2 separate regions of the Mus musculus genome follow, and region 1 is linked to region 2. A link is a loop called in an ENCODE intact Hi-C map of the cell type or tissue named here. Cell type or tissue: gastrocnemius. All regions are shown on one strand. Each heading gives the region's core, and the rest is flanking DNA. Links, peaks and the distances in the headings are about the cores only. Region 1 overlaps Frmd4a (FERM domain containing 4A). Region 2 overlaps Frmd4a (FERM domain containing 4A).

What was found. Hi-C counts contacts between places; a loop is a spot of excess contacts. Peaks named below come from ENCODE experiments on the same cell type or tissue, not always from the same donor. Only the 100,000 strongest peaks of a DNase experiment are listed, where the experiment ranks them.
Region 1: it touches region 2 in a loop (8-fold over the local background); 32 of 42 quality-filtered maps call a loop at or near these places.

Annotation. Positions count from the first base shown.
Region 1 is chr2:4,599,969-4,602,777 of GRCm38, reverse strand. It overlaps Frmd4a (FERM domain containing 4A), which reads right to left. Exons shown (of 23, transcript NM_172475.3): 19 at 1,423-1,663; 20 at 499-663. Among named protein-coding and RNA genes, the nearest start is that of Gm13179, 6.8 kb to the right of the region's middle. In gastrocnemius, for the core only: a CTCF peak has its summit at 1,266 (motif pointing right); DNase peaks (open chromatin) are centred at 1,248, 1,528, 1,783 and 2,532; H3K4me3 peaks cover 283 bases; H3K27ac peaks cover 504 bases.
Region 2 is chr2:4,498,204-4,501,012 of GRCm38, reverse strand. The region is part of intron 5 of Frmd4a (FERM domain containing 4A); the gene reads right to left. The region is part of intron 3 of Gm39751 (a long non-coding RNA gene); the gene reads left to right. Among named protein-coding and RNA genes, the nearest start is that of Gm39751, 14 kb to the left of the region's middle. In gastrocnemius, for the core only: a CTCF peak has its summit at 1,596 (motif pointing left); a DNase peak (open chromatin) is centred at 1,591; H3K4me3 peaks cover 685 bases.

The sequences.
Region 1 (2,809 bases), core at 171-2,670, 100 kb before region 2:
TTGGCCACATCCAGGCAGAAGTGTACTACATCACCCTCACCAGTGACCTTCTGTGATGCAGCTTTACCTCTTAGAGAAGGGATATGATTCAGGGAAGTCTATTTTTCGGTTCATTTCTTTTGGTTACTATAAATGTACACCTTGAGGCATTAAAGTGGGTCCAGAATAGATTTTAGACCTCATGAGAAAGATATATGAGGAACGGAGGGTAGAGCAAAGGTTAGCCTGGGGTGTCTATGGCTGCTGCACTCTCCCACCTTAACTGGGCTAGTTTTCCTGTTTCCACTCCTACTAGGATCCTTGTTACCTGTCTTCAGAAGGCTGGGGCTCTCTGGCCCCACAAGTCCCTGGATATGGATAGAGTTGACTATATTGAGTGTCCAGGGTAAAGTGGACCTTAGCTCCCCTGTTAACTGGGCTAGATTGGAGCCAATGATGTCTTACTACACCAGGGTCTGGCCCAGAAAGGCAGGTGGCCTAAAGGCCCAGCAGACTCACCTTGTGGAATGAACATAGTGGGGACTCCGGACGCGCAGGTCTGGGGTGGATGGCATGCTAGACTGGGAATTCCAATGTGGGAGGCTTCGGATGGGACTGTTCTGCAAGGAGCTGCTTACTCCTGCCTCGGTACAGCTTCCTGTGCTGGGGAAGCGCTTGTGGCTGCTGCAAGCGAGAAGAGGGAAGCCATGCTGATCACACGAATACCATGTGGCAGCGTTGGTAGGGGCTGACTAGCTTGGGACAGTAGATCTAATTGCAGGGAGAGCTTGCCCGGGACTCCAGCTCTCACTATCCCACCTCCCCCCCTCCACTCCTCGAAGTTAAGCACAGGGTGACTATTCTCTGGAGCCTTCATCCTTAACAAGCATTGTTTTACAAGATACAGTACCTGCTAGGGTACCCTCTGGAGCTAATTAAGGAACATGAGGAAAACAGAAGCGGGCCTAAATGTCTTCCAGATAATCCTCTCTACGACGTTGATATTAACCAAGCAATGAGCTGATAATGTGTGCAGCTTGCATTTCAGCTGCTTGGCTCCAGAACTCTGCGGGAAGATCGTATAGGGTTCTATACCACCCTGAGGATCCTCAGATCCGGCTCTCCTTTGCCATTCTGGAATGCTGCTGGCTACAATTTCCTAATTAATTCCTGTGAAATGTAACAGCATTAAATCCATCTGCCAACAGGTTGACTATGAGCCAAACCCTTTCCTCCCCTCTTCCCCCCTCCCTACCTTCAGATGACAAATCTGTACTTCTGGGGGTTTGCCAGCAGAGGGCTTTGTGCGCAAAGCTGAACTGTGAGTTCCAGGAAGGAAAAGAGTATCCTTTGGCAATATTTGTAGGTTCTAATGTGGGGCAAGCCTTTGATTCTGTTTGAGCATATCCGGGGACCTCATTTGGGTGTCCCAATGTAGCTCACCTGGAATGGCCGTGGGAGGAGCGTTTCTTCACCTTCTCATAAGGCTCATCTAAAGATGACTCGCTCCACATTTTGGGCTTTAAGGGTGACTTGTCATAGTCGGTACGGTGATAGTGCAGCTGCCTGAGTCCCTCCAGGGACTGTGGGGGAGGAGGCCTGTTGTGTGATGAAGGTGGCCGAGGAGGGAGTCCCTTGTGTGGCGACTGTAAGGGGGATATTGTGCTGGTAACCTGAGAGTCTTCTGCATGGACAGGAGGAGGAAGAACTCATCAGAGACATTATTTCCACAAGAGATGGAGCCTTTGCCCAAACACACCATGTCAGTGCCTTGGAGCTACACTTCACATATGTGCCAGGGCTCTGTGACCCTCCCACACTGGGGTCAATCCAGGTCAAGGCAGAGCCCAGACTGCAGGCTTAACTGAATGTGAAGGGCACCGCTGTCACGTCTGGTTAAGTGCGAATAAAGTCTGAGTTGGATTTGGTGTCACCAACAAGTGATTGCTTCATATTAATCAGGCAAATGAAGTATTACGTTCTAACTTTTCCTTTTTAAATTTGGTGCTAAGAAATGAGCCCAGGGCCTCAGACATGCTAAGCGAGTGCTCTATCATGGAGCTATGCCATGACGTATGTTTGGAGAGACACTAAACAGATCTCCTTTGCTCTGGGGGGAGGGGAGTTAACCTTCTTGAGGATTTTATCTGCTCTGTTAATCCCTGTGTCCTCAGGGTTAAAATGACAGCTGGCATTCAGTAGGTACTCAATAAATATTTGTTGGAGGAAAAACCTGAATTGGAAGTATATCTGTGAGGTATGATTAAGTGCTGACAGATCCGCCTTCTACCATCCATGCTTCCCTCACAAGCTTCTTAAATTTCCTATAATCTATCCTGGCATATTTAATCTGTGATGTCGGAGTGGAGCCCAGAGCCTCTTGTGAGGCTCTCCACTGAGCTATAGCCTCAGCTCGGCTCAAGGTGTTTTAGAGGAAGAGGGTCCCAGTCCTTTGGGACCCTGATGGCCCAGGGTTACAGAGGAAGAAGGGTCCAGGGAGCCTCAAACCTGGATACCTCAAAGGTAGGCCAGCAGGGGTTGGCTATCTCCCCAGTCTCAACCTGGAGCCATAAAGCCAGCTCCGGCCACAACAACCCTAGTAAGAATTTATTATCCTGACAGTTATCAGCCTTCACTCCTTGTTTGACCTTATAAGTCCCCCTCCCCCAACACCTGAGTATATAAATGAAGCATCTTCTAACACCCCTGTCCTGGTCACTGGTACAGGCCACACAGACCTCACCCCAGAGACCCTGGCTACCTCCCCAGAGGCATAAGTAGCCACCCCACCCCCATAAACCTCACGGTTCTCTTCCAGAATGTGATCATT
Region 2 (2,809 bases), core at 190-2,689:
CACACACACACACACACACACACACACACACTTTGTGTTGTGTTGGGGATTAAACAGGGCCTCTCACTAGTCACTACACACTCCTAGTTCTGATTAAACCCAGTCCCTGACTTCTTTAAATAATTTTTTAAAAGATGTTTTCTAATTTGTTTTTATTTTGTATATGTGTTTTGTCTGCATGCATCTATATATGGCATGTGAGTACCTGGTGACCAAGGTACATGAGGTCTCCTAAGACAGGAGTTACAGACAACTGTGAGCCACTATGTGGTTGATGGAAACCAAACCTGGGTCCTCTGTAAGAATGACAAGTGTTCTTAACTGCGGAGTCTCCTCTCAGCTGCTCTGCTCAGTATCAAAAATACAACTTAATATTTTAAAATATAAATGGAAGTAGGTCTGCAAAGAGGCATGGTAAATAGCTTATTTTACTTCAACAGCGTAGTTCTAAAACACCGTAGGAGTTGGGTATGGTGGTGCAGGTCTGAAATTCCAGCTCTTCAGGGGGCCAAGGCAGAAAAATTTTAGTTCAAGGATAGCATGGACTATATGGTGAGTTTAAGGCTAGCCTGGATAACTTGGTGTGTTTTTTTTTTTAAAAAAAACAGTAAAAAGAGAGCCCAAGATATAGCTTAGCGGTAGAGTACTCGCCTAAAGCGGGTAAGGCCCTATGCTCAACCTGGAGTCTGCAAAGTGCAAGCAGGCAAGTGCAAAGAAAAACACCGTCAGTCAGGCACCAAAAAAATAGCAAGTGGTCCGATACTGAACTCCTGGTGAAGTCAATATTTATGTGCACATCACCCTGCCTTCTGGGATAATGTCTCAGTGTACAGCTGGGACATGTGGGTGGCACAGAAAATTGTAGCCAAGAAAAGGGTATCGGAATCCAAGTAACTTGATCAAGTGCGTGGCACAGTGCTAAGTGCGTGGCACAGTGCTAAGTGTGTGGCACAGTGCTAAGTCTTAGGAGTTTCCCAGACGTGGGATGGGCTTGCAATGTCGGCGTTTAGTCAAAAAGGAAAAATGAAGCTTGAAGACACTGAGGCAAACATTCATATTTAGTTCATGTCGGCCACAGAAAAACCTAAATATCTACAACCGTGTGGACGTCTGTTTCTGTCCCACGCTGTTGGACATGGCTGATAGGGCACTGCAGTCTGGTCACTCATAGTTCTTACGAACATCAGCCTCCTCCTTGGCAAAATTTCAGAAGGCTCACCATGAACACATAACCCTGTTAGTGAAATCTGTGTGCTTACTAAGGAAAATATTTGGATGACGGAGGTTAAGCAGTGGTCCTGAGATGTTATTCTGTCTACACAAACTTTAGAGGACCATTGCTCCATTCAAAGTCCATCTGGACTTTAAATGAGGCCAGTTTTAGAGGCTGCTTGCACCTGCTCTTGGGAAATCTGTAGTATTTGCTTCTGAGAATTTAATTTTCTTGGTTTCTACAAGCTCAGCAGGTATGAACAAGAGAAACCGAGCAACTCCAGGAAACAGCTTCCTTCCCCTTTATACATGGACACCCAGCAGGAAGTGGTATGAGTGCCCTTTCAAAAGCTCACTGATTTCTAGCCATGTATTTTAGCTCAAGTCTGCCACCTGGTGGACAGTGCTCAGTTTTGTTCTTTATTTCTCTCTCTCTCTCTCTCTCTCTCTCTCTCTCTCTCTCTCTCTCTCTCTCAATCAGGGCTTACCCATTCAATAAAACCAACAAACCCACCAGGTGCTCCTATAGTTTGTAAGGTATCTGGATACTATCATGCTTTCCACTGTATAATAAGAAAATTAAGGATTAGTGGAAGGAAGGAATTTAAAACCTGGATCTACAATTAATGTCTTTTCCCACCAGTCAGCAAGACTTAAAGGACTGTTGTCTGTGTGCTCTGGGTTTGAGCCCAGTCTATGTCCTGGTTCATCAGTTACCACCAAGTGAAGTCTTTCTGCAGAGGGGAACCTGATGTCTACCAGGCCCTCCACCATTCTGAATGGTGGAATTATCCCATGCAATCCAGCAAAGAACTTCCCCAAGAGAAAGCGGCAGTTGCTCCCCATCTCAGCCCACCTGCTTTGAAGTTTGGTGAGCCACTACAGTGCTTCAAAACGGGATCTACTGAAATAGGAAACTCATAAGCCATGAGTTCTCCTTGGAATTTTCCAATAGTATTTAGTGCCCACTTTACCAGAGACATGCTCACATTTGAAGTTCTCTGGGTATACTCTGCAAAGAGAGTGACCTGGCGATTGCAGTTGGGCTCCCCTGAACCAAATGAGTAACTTTCTGCCCGTTAGATATGGAAGTCTCCCTGTGCCTCATCTTCCTCATGGGAGAGCTGTGAGGATCCAGGCCTCTCACATAAAAGTCCAAGCCTGTGCTTCATGTGAGTTTCATAGGATGAATGTATGATGGATAGCTTTAATTGTCAACCTGGCAGAATCTAGAGTCACCTGGGAAGAGAGTCTCAGTGAGGGATTGTCTAGGCTAGGTCTGTGGTCTGTGGATGAGGGTCTTAACTAAGTTAACTGACATGGGAAGGCCCAGTCCACTGTTGGCGGTATCATTCCCTAGACAGGGGCCCCAAACTGTGATATTAGAGGATAGAAAGCTGAGCTGAGCACAGGCAGGCAAGCGAGTGTGTGCACATCCCATTCTGTCTGCTCTTCACTGTGGACATGACGTGACTACTTGATCAATTTTTGGCTACTTTGACCTCCTTCCCATGAAGAACACGCCCCTAGCATGCCCAAGCATGGACAGTGACAAGATCAGAAGAGGTCTTGTTGTTCAGCCGGCGGCTTTCCTCAC